Linked DNA regions of Homo sapiens: all the other regions are linked to region 1. The links are chromatin contacts, found by Hi-C or POLR2A ChIA-PET in ENCODE. All regions are on one chromosome and are shown on one strand. The core of a region is the stretch at or near the end of the contact, and the rest is flanking DNA. Distances in the headings are between cores, read along the strand shown. Region 1 has its middle 31 kb from the start of IL19. Region 2 overlaps RASSF5 (Ras association domain family member 5). Region 3 holds the start of IKBKE-AS1 (IKBKE antisense RNA 1).

Evidence for each region. A loop is a pair of places that touch in the nucleus more often than their neighbours do. ChIA-PET counts read pairs that join two places held with the same protein, here RNA polymerase II (POLR2A). Pooled maps may share reads with other maps.
Region 2: a loop to region 1 is called in a pooled map, with 10 times the contacts of the local background. The contact joins two enhancer-like sites. A Hi-C loop is called at or near these places in 4 of 50 pooled maps. POLR2A ChIA-PET finds 5 or more read pairs at or near these places in 5 of 52 experiments (GM12878, H1, OCI-LY7 and 2 more).
Region 3: a map of K562 shows a loop between it and region 1 (2.6-fold over the local background). The contact joins the promoter of IKBKE-AS1 here to the enhancer-like site in region 1. A Hi-C loop is called at or near these places in 4 of 168 maps with a recorded cell type or tissue (K562, ascending aorta, astrocyte of the cerebellum and 1 more) and 12 of 50 pooled maps.

What each region holds. Positions count from the first base shown.
Region 1 is chr1:206,737,984-206,742,316 of GRCh38, forward strand. No RefSeq gene overlaps it. Among named protein-coding and RNA genes, the nearest start is that of IL19, 31 kb to the right of the region's middle. RefSeq lists silencers at 1,488-1,537, 1,568-1,677 and enhancers at 3,444-3,493, 3,584-3,693. Within about 2 kb of position 1,693, at least 5 of the 41 ENCODE cell types and tissues checked have a DNase peak (open chromatin) inside an H3K27ac peak, as active enhancers do; they include GM12878 and OCI-LY7, where a contact is called at or near this core.
Region 2 is chr1:206,560,824-206,565,292 of GRCh38, forward strand. The region is part of intron 2 of RASSF5 (Ras association domain family member 5); the gene reads left to right. LOC124904494 (a long non-coding RNA gene) reads left to right here. Exons shown (of 2, transcript XR_007066831.1): 2 at 185-1,571. Among named protein-coding and RNA genes, the nearest start is that of EIF2D, 49 kb to the right of the region's middle. Within about 2 kb of position 2,353, at least 9 of the 41 ENCODE cell types and tissues checked have a DNase peak (open chromatin) inside an H3K27ac peak, as active enhancers do; they include GM12878 and OCI-LY7, where a contact is called at or near this core.
Region 3 is chr1:206,496,363-206,500,291 of GRCh38, forward strand. It overlaps IKBKE-AS1 (IKBKE antisense RNA 1), which reads right to left and starts at 1,366. Exons shown (of 2, transcript NR_172918.1): 1 at 1,232-1,366. It overlaps IKBKE (inhibitor of nuclear factor kappa B kinase subunit epsilon), which reads left to right. Exons shown (of 22, transcript NM_014002.4): 22 at 1-527. RefSeq lists an enhancer at 1,311-1,460.

The DNA.
Region 1 (4,333 bases), core at 443-2,942:
GGCATGTGAAGATTAAATGAGGCTGTGCCAAGACTTGGAAAGGTGGGGGAAGTGCAACTCGTGTGGAAAGATAGGACTGCCCCCTGGGCTCTGGGCCACCATTCAGACAGGTCAGTGCCTTGGCCTTTTCAGCCTAGGCTGCTCTTTAAAAAGAAGACCTTCAGCCACTATCCAAGAGTAAAAATGTCACATTTTCAACATTCAGCTCATCTTGAGCACCTCCTCTGTGTCATGCCCAGTGCTTAGGACTTCGGAGACACACAGATGAGTCCAGAAGTGGGTCTAGCCTTTGTGGAGCTCAGCATAGAGAAGTGGCGGGCATCGCTGTAACAGAAGAACTGATGCTCTCCAGAACAGGAGCAGAGGTGGTTGGAGTGCATAAGGTGGAGCTATTCTGTTAGAGACCCAGGAGAGCTTCCTAGCAGCCCTTCAAGCTGGCACCTGACTGACAGTTTTGATGGCAGAAAATGGAATAGCATGATGGAGATTTCCCCATTGCATTTCTGCTCTCACTTCTCTCTGCAAGAGCTAGATCCTTCCTTCTCCAACAGGTTCACCCCTCCTGTCTTGTGGTCTGAACTGCTGTCTGTCTGCTCATCTCGTTAGCTTGACCTTTGACCCCTCATGGGTTCTGCTCATGGAAATCTGATTTACTCCTCTCTGTGGGGTGCCCTTGGTGTTTTCTGTCCATTTTCCCTTTCCAGCCCCTCCAACTTGGATTTGCCTCATAAATGATGTTTGCTCCCTGAAAAACAAAATTTGGGGATGTGGGCTGATGGGGCTTTTGCCACGTTTCACTCAATTCATTAATTTTTTAAAAAGTGTTACAGTGGTACACCTTAAACTTAGATCTTTTGTAGTTAGGCACTTTCTGAATCATCATGGAAAATGATGACATTACATGAAATTGAGAGCCCTCCTGGAAGAGCAGGATGAGCAATTGTTAGGGGCTTCCTTGCCCCTCTTCCCTCTGCCACTAAAAGGCCTTTCTCATCCCTTTGTCCTCATGGTTCTTACTCCACTCAGTTTAAAAGTGGAGCCCTTGGGAGCCTCCCTGGCACTCACACACAAAAATGTCAATATACTTGGCGTCCACCCTTTCCATTTTTAACACACCACCATCTGGAACCCAGAATTACCTTGGAATTTACTTGTCTCCTCTAGAGGGAGTCATAATTGCTTGGAAGGTAAGTTACTGCCCAGAGCCTCTGGCCAGGAAGTCTTTTGGCTGTCAAGCCTGCAGGATTTCAGGTGGGGCTGCCAAGGTGGTGGAACCTGTGTTTGATAAGTCATTTTTAGGGACCAGGGCTGCCATGCAAATGCATTTGTTTGCATAACTTTCTTGCTCTCAGGGACAGTAAAGTTTCCTACTGCCATCCCACACCCCTGCCAGGATTTGCAAGTGAAATACCAGGACTGACTTTCCACTTTCCCCCTTCATGAGTCCTCCCTTCCTAAGTCCTCCCCCACCCCTTGGTTTTGGTTTTGTCTCTGAGGTCCTGTGTGACCAAATACTAGTCTCAACCTCTCTGATCCTAGGGTAGTAGTGTTTCCAGGACCCTGATATGCAAAGTATCTGTACAAGTTATGCAAATGAGCATCCTGTCTGGGTGGCTCTGGTCCTAGCCCCGGGCAGTTACTAGCTCTGACTACTGCTGTCCGAGTGTGTGAAACGTGATCTTGCTCCTTCCTCTGTCCAGGCAGCTGTGGGTCTCTTGTTCCTCAAACAGCTACTGCCTCTTGGGGTAATAAGGCCTCAAGTTTCAGAATGAGCTGAGTTCTCCTAGCCCTTACCTTCTGATCTGGAGACATGTGGTTCTGAATTCACCAGTCAAAGGTTTACTTTTGAAAGAAACCACGATCTCATCTAAGTCTAAGACAGAGACCTTGGTTAGCTGGAGTCTGTGGTGCAGAGAGACCTGGTATTTGTAGTAAGACCTAGAGGGGCCTTTGGTTTTCTGGCACTCAGCTGTCTCCTTTTCTGGTCACAAACCTATTCTAAGGAAATGGTCCTCATAGTGAGACTCTAGCCCTACCCACCCACAGGAGGGTCGAGGGCAGGAGGGGAAGGATGACAGCCAGGCATTCTTTGAGCCAGTGTGCAAGGAAGAGAAAGGGTAGACGAGAAATTCAGTCTGATCGGCTTATTTCAGGCTCTGAAAATGACAGCTGACTCAGGGTAGGTGCTTAGTATCTGTTGGATGGATGAAAGCATCTAAAGGAAAATTAACACAAGTAATTTTAGTAACTCAAACAAGACATTATATGTACATATATAGACATACAGAGTGAGGCGTGAACCTTTCTCTTTATAACGTCTCCACCTCAGTGATGCCAATTCCCTCTCCAGAAAAAACTTCATTGAACAGCTTTATTTTTTTTGAAATTTTTATCCAAAAAGTTTCTGAAAATTTATCTAGATACAAATATACTTATAAGCACAACTGAGAAGTTTCTTTGGCAGTTATAACAAGTACAAATGGAATCATTAGGCATATTGTTCTGCAACCTGCTTTTAAAAAATTGTGATAAAATACACTTAACTGAAAATTTACCATCTTAAACATTTTTAACTGTAAACTTCACTAGTATGTTCACATTGTTGTGCAACTGACAGACTTTTTCATACCCATGAAACAACATACAGCTTGCTTTTTTCACTTAGCATATCTTGTGAATTTCCATGATCAAACTCATAGAACTATCATTCTTTTTCTAAATAGTTGCAGAGTATTTTATAGTATGATGTACCACAATTTATCTGCTGTGGATGGATATTTCTCACCTCCTTTCTTTTTTATTTGTCTTTTAACCTCATTTGCACTGAAGGACTACCCTCCCCCCCTTTTTCTACTATTTATATAGATCTCACAAATATCTTGTACAGTATCTTCGAGTGTGTGTGTAAGGATTTCTGTAGTATAGATCCCTAGTAGTGGAATGGCAAGATCTAAGGGTATACACATTTTAGTTTTTGATAGGGACTGCCAAAAAGACAGTATCGATTTATGAATGAATGCACTTTGCATATTGCTTTCCAAGTGAGAGCTTTACGAAAGGGTTTGCTGTCAGCAGCAAATCTGGGGGTAGAGTCAGTCAGCCGAGAGTAAAAGGGCATTTATAGCACTTCCCAAAACTGATAGATGTAGACCCTTGGCCACATTGTGGGCGAGTGGAAAAGTCAGCTGTAGAGGGGTTTAGGGGATTCCTTCAACATCTCCCCATATCAGTGGCCCTGCTCACTCAATTATGGTTATTTGCATACATTTTGGGCATGTAGGCAGAATGGCTCAAAGACAAAAATCTGAGGTTCAGCCTTGTTTGGCCTCCTGGTGTTTGATCTTGACCGGGCTACCTGCTTCTCTGACTGGCATGCAAATGCCTGTGGGGGATGACAAGTGTGCACATAACATAAGTGACATAAGGCTGACTCTGGTGGGTGCTGTAAGAGAGGCCCAGAGTGCTGTGGGAAGTTACAGAGGAGGCACGCCTCTGGTTAGGAATAGCAGGGAGGAGGAGGCGGCTTTGACTCCGGGTTGTAGGTGTTGTGGGGCACACAGGACACATGCAGGACCCACTATACAGGAGCTCACTAGACAGGAGCTCAGCCACATTGCCTCCCAATGTGACACTGATTGTGTGCCCAGCCCTCTGCTGGGTACCGAATCTGAGGCATCAGTCTTGGGGATGGCTTGGGATGTGGTGGTCAGTAGCTCAGTTGCATATGGCACAAAGATAAATCTTTGGAGTTACTCTAAGCTGGGTCCCAACTATGAGCAGATGACTTGTCCTCTCTGAGCCTCAGCTTGTCAACCGGTAAAATGGGAATTATTATTGAGGCACCCATGAACATGTGCCCCAGAGACCTCCTATTATGGGGAGCTTATTTGTCCAAGGGCCCCAGCTATGGCACTCTGAAATTCATTGTCTCATTTGTGTGGAGGCCACACTTCCTTTCTCGTGCTCCCAGTCAATGACAGTACAACAGGGATGTGAAGACGCACCCGTTCCTGGGAGAACCAGGACTCGAAGGATGGCCAGCTTTGCCCCTGGCAACTTCATAGACACTTGTGCCTGGGGCCCTTGTGCACATCCTCCTCTCCCTCTTTCCTTAGTGGGGTCACACACCGGTGGTTCCCCAGCCTCGCTTCACACTCCCTATTTTCTCTCATAAAGAAATTTCCCCTAACTGAACCCTTGTATGTGTAATCCTGTTTTGGCATCTGCTTCTTGGAAAATCTAGACTACAATATTATCACCAACCTTAGAAGGTGGTGAGGACTAAATGAAAAATCAGGTAAAAAAATCATATGAAAGACTTAGCATAGTTATA
Region 2 (4,469 bases), core at 1,103-3,602, 180 kb before region 1:
GCCAGAGAATTTTCTTCCTTAGTCCCACAAAAGATAGGGTTTGGTGATTTGTAGGACTGGTGACTGTGAAGCCAGGCCAGGCCCTCTGTCCATCCCTCATATTTGTTCATTTTTTTCCTATCAGGGATCTGACCCTGGAAGTGGGGCCAGCTTCCATTCTTATCAATTTCCCAAATGCCTACAGGTGGTGGCCATTTAAGGCTTTGACATCTGAGCGGGAACACAGGCGTTCTGAACTCTTGGCATGTTAAACAGGCTCTGGGACCCCAGGACTCTGGCACCGGCCCAGAGCATTGGGGTGAGTGCTCTGAGGACAATACAGCTTTCTGCTTGCAGAATGTCAGAGCACCTCGCTTTATAGATGGAGAAACTGAGGCCCAGAGAGGTGGAAGGACGTCACTAGGCCACACATCTGTTTGGGTAGAGCCAGGACTAACACCCCTCCAGGACTCCTTGTCAAGTTCTCTTCTTCTTGGTCTTTTCCTACTCAGTAGATGACCCAGGATAGACCGTAGGTCTTGTCCTCTCAGAACCTTCTACAAAATGGAACACTCAACTTCAGGCTGGGTCAGGTTTTGAAAGGTCCTTCCCATCCCTCCATTCCTTAAGGCATGCTAGCTAAGGGGACATTGACCCTACACTTGATTTTAGCAGGTAGTCCCTGTAATCTTACAACTTTAGTGACTTAAAAGTTCTTCTTGGTGTCTATCCTACAACTGAAATATGTTAATAGATAAACCTCTATCTTCCCACTGGAGACTCCTCCTCATGTGTGTTTTTCTCTGTGGATACAAAGAACAGAAGGTTGACTATATCTACAGTTAAATATTTTTCTTTTTCTTTTTTTTTTTTTTTTTTTGAGATGGAGTTTTGCTCTTGTTGCCCAGGCTGGAGTACAATGACGCGATCTCGGCTCACTGCAACCTCTGCCTCCCAGGTTCAAGCAATTCTCCTGCCTCAGCCTCCTGAGTAGCTGAGATTACAGGCACCCACCACCACACCCAGCTAAGTTTTGTGTTTTTTTTTTTGAGTAGAGACAGGGTTTCACAATGTTGGCCAGGTCTTGAACTCCTGACCTCAGGTGAACCCCTACCTCGGCCTCCCAAGGTGCTGGGATTACAGGAGTGAGCCACCGCACCCGGCCTATAGTTAAATATTATACTTAAGTACATAGAAAACACACTCCCATGCCCCCATCTGCCTAGGCTTTCTTGGGTCTACAGTGACACCATTGAATTCTTTTTCTTCAAGGAAGATGCAAGAGGAAGAGGGTCCTGGAGGTCAGATCCTACACTGCTCCCTGTTCCCTGCCTGTAATTGTTCCATCTCCTCCTGCCTGGCCAGTCAGCTCCTCCCTGGACAGGATCCCTGTGGTACTCCAGGGGCACTAGCCAACCCCACAGCCCTGGGACAGTTGGGGAGGTCCCCATCTCTCTGCTAGCAGCAGGCACACCCAGGCCTCAGGCATGGCACCTGCCCCTCACCACCTCGGCATGAGAGAAAAGAAAAGATTACTAAAAATAAGTTAGCTCCAAATTTCAGCAATAAAAATAAAACTAGAATCTTTGGAACCACTGGCCCATTTGACTGTTTTTTATGTGCTGTCTCAAAGGCTTACATGGCCCAAGACTAGTCCCAGAAGAGATTTCAGACTGGCACAGCCTCCAGATAGCCTCATTTAGAGATGCCGTCCGAACTCCACACTCGTGGGATTCACTGCCCGCTGCCTCCTCTGGCCCTTCCCAGTATTGTCCGTCCTATAAGATCAGAACTCGCATCTCCTTCAGGTCCAACAACATCAAGTACTTGGTTACAAAAGCCAGTATTGGCCGGGCGTGGTGGCTCATGCCTGTAATCCCAGCACTTTGGGAGGCCGAGACGGGCGGATCACGAGGTCAGGAGATCCAGACCATCCTGGCTAACCTGGTGAAACCCCATCTCTACTGAAAAATAGAAAAAATTAGCCAGGCGTGGTGGCAGGCTAACTACTTGGGAGGCTGAGGCAGGAGAATGGTGTGAACCCGGGAGGCGGAGCTTGCAGTAAGCCAAGATCGTGCCACTGCACTCCAGCCTGGGCGACAGAACGAGTCTCTGTCTCAAAAAAAAAAAGCCAGTATTGACCAAATACTGCTTGGGTTGAATTGCTGCATCTTCTCTCTTGCATCCTGTACAATCAGGATGGACTAACTTGAAACAACCCCTGCTTTTCAGTCATTGAATATAATCAGAGGTTTATTTCCCCCTTTACTTAAAAAAGTTAGATTGGCAGGTGGGGATCAGGATAACACATGGGAAGCTTGTGGGCCAGACCCGGAAATGGTGGGTGTTTCTTGCAACCACGGGCCATTGGCTGGAACTCAGTCACGTGGCCACACCTAACCACAGGGGAGGTTGGGAAGTGAAGTACAGCTGTGAGCCCTGGTAGAAAAGGAAGCAGGTTGTGGTGAGCATTTAGCTGTCTCTGCCACACATGCCTCCTGCCACCGTTTCTGCGCCAGGCACCTGGGAAGCTCTGCTCATAACTGCTTGGTAAAGGACATGACCTGTTTCTTTGACCTTGTACCTCTCTCTCATCTGTCACTGAGGATATTCTGTTCTTGGGATTGGGTCCTGTCTCCCCCATCTAAACTGGAAATCTCTTGAGGACGGGTGCTTTTCCTCACTCAGCACTTCTCTGGTTTCTCTGTAGCATCTGAAACCTTCAGTGTTGCATCAAGGTGGCCTCAACCACCTGCACCAGAACTACTCTTTGAGAATGGAGTTTCAGGGGCCCTACTCCAGAGCTACTGGCTCCTGAATCTTTGGAGATGGGACCCTGGATTCTGCTTTTCTAATACTTTTCCCAGGTGATTCTCATATATGCTGCAATCTAGGAACCACCTGTTTAGGAAATATTTGGTAATTGACTGCTTACCCCAATTGGAATGCAAGAAGAGAATGTGTCACAGATTCCTAAGAGGTTCCTAGGCTGGAAACTGAAGTCTAGAGAGGGAAGAGGATTTGCCCCCAGTCACACAGCTCAGTAGAGACAGATTCAAGGAGTCAGGCCCCCTGGGTCCTGCTCAGAGCTTTCTCTGCTAGTCTCATCACCACAAGCTGAACTCTTATTTCAAGGCCCTTTGAGATCTTGATGGCACATGATGTAAGGGAAGACACACAGCACTAACTGTAAATGAAGTCCTCCCTTCCCATCCAGCTCAAGCCACTAAGAGGTTATGGCCAAGTCATTTCAATCATCAGACTCAGGTACTTCATCCTGTCCTTCTCAACAAACACCCTTGTCATGTGAGTGTCCTTATCTTCCCTGCTGAGAGTCCCTTGCCTCTTTGCATGGGAACAGACCCTTTTTACTAGTTTCTCATGGGCCTGGTAGGGATTCTAGATATTGGCTGCCAAGTTCTCTAAACCATAAGGACTTCCCCTAGGGAGGGGTCAGAGAGACGACCTCCTCCAGGACCACCTGGAACTCACCCAAGACATCCTTGTTCACACGCCGCTTAGTCCAGGCCATCCCTCACTCTCTGTTCTGGTTCCTCCCCTCCTGCCCTCCTTCTGTCTTCACAGGTTTAGATAGTTTATCCAGAATCAGCTTTTCCCTATAAAGCAATTTCACTTACAGTTTGGGACACATAATATCCACCCACCCAAGCAGTTTAGGGAGAAAAGAAGAAAGATTTTATGCCAGTATCAAACCTTGAATCCCAGGTCTTATTGCACACTGTCAGATCAGGCTTTGGATCCAACTCCCAGCCTAGGAGCTTGAAGGGGTCCTAGCTTGGGGACCTCGATTCTCTTCTCTTCTGCTCTTCACTTACCAGGTACCCCACACCTGTGTATCTTCTGGCTTTGGGAGCTCCCTGGGTGGGGAACTGAGACCTGTCCTGCAGGTCCTTGGTTTCTTCTTCTTCATGGTTTAGTCTACCTCAAAGAGCATGGGGTGGGGATCCAGACCTAGCCTGGCATATTTTCCAGAGACAAGAGGATGAGATAAAGTGCCACGAATCAGGAGCACTTGATTTCAGGGCCAGGAGGAAGAAAAGAGCTGCACTGACAGACAGCTTCAGGCTTGAATTGCTGAGCCTGTGGCTTCTGTTCACAGAAGGCTTCTGTCCTGGGGGCTCATCTCCCCTCTTCTCCCACAGCATCCCAGCTTTAGCTAATCACTCTCCAGCCTACATCCCTCGCCCCACCTCTCTTCCTAGCTCTAGAATGGCATTTTCTACAGCTTCCTGGAGGTCTCAGATACCTTAAATTTAGTATGTCCAGAACCAACTCATAACTCATTTATTTCTCTGTCTCTGCCCCACCCTCCTAGTCCCCCACCTTCAATACCTCAGGGGTCTTCACCTCTTCTATTCACCCCATCTGTCCCCGCAGTGCTGCAGAGGTCAGGCCTCTCCTCTCTGTCCCCGCCTCACCCTGTGTTGGCTGCTCATAGCCTCTCACTGAGATGCCCCAGTAAGTCAGTT
Region 3 (3,929 bases), core at 116-2,615, 240 kb before region 1:
CCACAGGAAAGAGTGTGGCAGCAACTGCCTGGCTGACCTTTCTATCTTCTCTAGGCTCAGGTACTGCTCCTCCATGCCCATGGCTGGGCCGTGGGGAGAAGAAGCTCTCATACGCCTTCCCACTCCCTCTGGTTTATAGGACTTCACTCCCTAGCCAACAGGAGAGGAGGCCTCCTGGGGTTTCCCCAGGGCAGTAGGTCAAACGACCTCATCACAGTCTTCCTTCCTCTTCAAGCGTTTCATGTTGAACACAGCTCTCTCCGCTCCCTTGTGATTTCTGAGGGTCACCACTGCCAGCCTCAGGCAACATAGAGAGCCTCCTGTTCTTTCTATGCTTGGTCTGACTGAGCCTAAAGTTGAGAAAATGGGTGGCCAAGGCCAGTGCCAGTGTCTTGGGGCCCCTTTGGCTCTCCCTCACTCTCTGAGGCTCCAGCTGGTCCTGGGACATGCAGCCAGGACTGTGAGTCTGGGCAGGTCCAAGGCCTGCACCTTCAAGAAGTGGAATAAATGTGGCCTTTGCTTCTGTTTCTGGTGGCTCTCCCTGGGCTGTGTCTGCAAGGCAGGGCTCTCAGCTGGGTGTGCTTGGCAACCAAGTGGGGTCTGGGCGGGGATCTGTGAGAAGTGCTGGGAAATGGGGGTGGGAATTGGTCATGTCCTGATTTCTGCCTTTCCCCTAAATGGGCCCTAATTTCAAGGAAGAACCCAAGGGGTGCCTTCCCATTCCTTCCATTCTCTTGCCCCCGCATCATTTGGAAAGCTGTGTGAGGGGCCTGGAACTTAGGGAGAAAGGTATTCTTCTTTTTTTTTTTCCTTCAAACCCACCATCTAAGTGGCTACTGCTTTTTTCCCATCTCCACAGCTATTCAAAACCTAGGCTATGTCCTAAATAGTGGGTTTGAATAGTATTATGGGTTATTTTAAGCATTCCTTCATTTTGTCTAGAATCTAGAGTGGTGCCTGGGCAAGGCATTCTGACTTTTGCAAACTGCTTGCAAATTTACCTCCAGCCTTCCCATAAACCAGAGCTGGACTACCCACCTACCTGGGTGGGTGAAGGAAGGGGAAGGGGAAATGCAGTAAGGTAGCCCCAGTAGGAGAGAGAGACGAGTGGGAAGCCCCACTGTGTGCTTCGAAGCGTGAAGACAGCATTATGCTTGACTGGAAATAACCCCAGAGATCCTTCCTGTCCATCTTCATGGGAGCCCCCACATCCTGAGGCCACTCTACTCACCTGGTAGGGCCAGAAATGGGGAAGGGTGAGTCCTGGAGGCTTCTGTCCTCTGTGGTGCTTCTCTGTGCAAAGACCAGCACTCTAAAGGCCTGGGGGAAGGTGGCTGGAGGTTGTTTCCTTGCATCAGGTCCAAGTGGCTTTGTGTTTGTTATTTGGGCCTCAAGCCCGTGGAGTCACTTAAGCCCAGGGGTTCAAGTCCTGGGGCCTCAGAGACCAGCTGCCGCCTTGATGTTCCTGGGTACTAGACCACCTCTCGTCCACTCTGCTGGCCTGAATTTCTGGCCAACACTTCCAGCCCATGAGTGGCCCTTCAGGGAAGTCCCACAATGGGTTTTCCCTGGCAGCAACAGCTTGCAAAACCCCATGTGCTTGGTGGAGCTCAGTGAAGGAGCCAGGGGATCCCTGAATGCCAAATACAGATTTTTGGGAGATGATATGATCCAGGCTGTATGATCTCATGAGCAAAGCCTATGAGATGTGGCGGACAAACTCACTCAAAGGCTTCAGTTCAGTTGTTTTTTTTTTTTAATTTTCCTTCTTTTTTTTTTTTTGGCAGGGTTTTGCTCTGTTGCCCAGGTTGCAGTGGAATGGTATAATCTTGGCTCACTACAGCCTCGACTCACTGTAGTGATCAAGCGATCACCACTACTACTCACTGTAGGACCAAGCAATCCTCCTGCCTCAGCCTTCCAAGTAGCTGGGACTACAGGCGTGCACCACCACACCCAGCTAATTTTATATTTTTTGTAGAGATGAGGTCTCACTATGTTGCACAAGCTGGTCTTGAACTCCTGAGCTCAAGCAACCCTCCTTTCTTGGCCTCCCAAAGTGTTAGGATTACAGGCGTGAGCCACCACGCCCAGTGGCTTCAGTTCATTTCTATGCAAGGCAGAGCTGCTGACATCAGTGCCTCCCTGGATCTGAGGTTCTGCAGAGCTGCTGATTCCATCTCAGTAGGAAATGAGGAACTGGACCAAGACCCAGAACAACCCATAAGATCCTCAGGTGTCTGAAGACCTCTTTAATGTACCTCTCCATTCTCTGCAGTGATTCCTAACATAACACTTAAAATGAAAAGAGCCCATTCAGTTCACCAGACATGATCTGAGCCCTTACAGTGTACCAGGCCCACGGGATGCTGGAACTACAGAGGTGACTAAGCCACCTTTCTGGCTCATGGGGAGCTCACCTCTATGGGGGAAGACAGGTATGCCACAGATAGCTTCCCATCATGGAGGAGGTGCTATGCTAGGAATGCAAACATCCAGTGTGGTCCTGAGTCACCATCCTCACAGGGGAGGGTGCTTAGGTCAGGCTGGGAAACTTCCTAAGTGTCAGGGAGTGACTGAGAACAGGTGAATCCAAAGTGGTCTTAGCAGGTGAGCAGGTGATACCTAGCAAAGAAGGTGTGGGAGGCATTCCTGGCCGTGGGAGCAGCAGTGGCACAGGCATGGGAAGAGCTACTAGTATTTCTATATGACTGGAGAGTAGGTTAAAGTAGGATGCTGGTATTGTGGAAAGGGAGGAGCCAGTCCAAAAGGTCCTTGCAGGCCACACTGAGGAACTTGGACTTTACCCCAGAGGACCACAGAGAGGTTTTAGGTCAAGTCCAACTGGTATTTTAAAGATACTACTCCTCGGTGCCCGTGTGGTGAGTGGAAAGTTGTGGGTAGGAATAGATTAGCTATGTGCATAAAGTGCCTAAAACTCAATATTATTATTATTATTGTTATTATGTGAGACGCAGTTTTGCTCTTGTTGCCCAGGCTGGAGTGCAATGGCACTATCTCGGCTCACCGCAACCTCTGCCTCCCGGATTCAAGCGATTCTCCTGCCTCAGCCTCCTGAGTATCTGGGATTACAGGCGTGTGCCACCACGCCCGGCTGATTTTGTATTTTTAGTAGAGGCGGGGTTTCTCCATGTTGGTCAGGCTGGTCTTGAACTCCTGAGCTCAGGTGATCCACCCACCTCGGCCTCCCAAAGGGCTGGGATTACAGGCATGAGCCACCGCACTGGCCCCAAACACAGTATTATTAACACAATAGTTCTCTGCATACTCCGCTCACCTTCCCCATCCCCTCCCCACCTCATTCAGCTATGAGCCCCTGCACAGGGTAGGTAGAGGAAACAAGTTCTTGTCTCGTATGGGCTGAGTCGGGGGCTCAGATCAGTCACAGATATCTGGGAAGATTCCATGTGGCATTCAGATTCATGGCTAGCAGCCTCTTAAAACAGGCTGATCCAAGCTAAAAGGGGGCCTAACTGGAAGGATGAGGGGGCCTGTCCCAGGAACCCAGGCAAGAAGTACAGTCAGTTCTGGAGGGCAGGGCGCTACAGGGCTATATCTCTCTTTCTCTCCCAGAATCCACACAGTTTCCTCTCTTGAGACTGGTGTCCTGGTTTCAAAACACATATTCTGGGATCCCACTCAGCTCCTGAATCCAATCCGTAAGGGTGTGGCTCAGGAATCTGTATTATTGATGAGCTTCCCTGGTGATTCTCACACCAGCTCAGGTTTGAGAACACTGAGGCAGAGTTTACAAAGATCCTGCAGAGGGCATGTGAATGGCCCAACAGAGGCCAATTGGCAGTGCGTGGTACACTGGACCAGGCACCCCACTCCACACCCACCCTGAGAGCTGAGGCCAGGGCAGCCAGTCTAAGGACAGGATGGATCTCAACCATGGCCAGGCCACC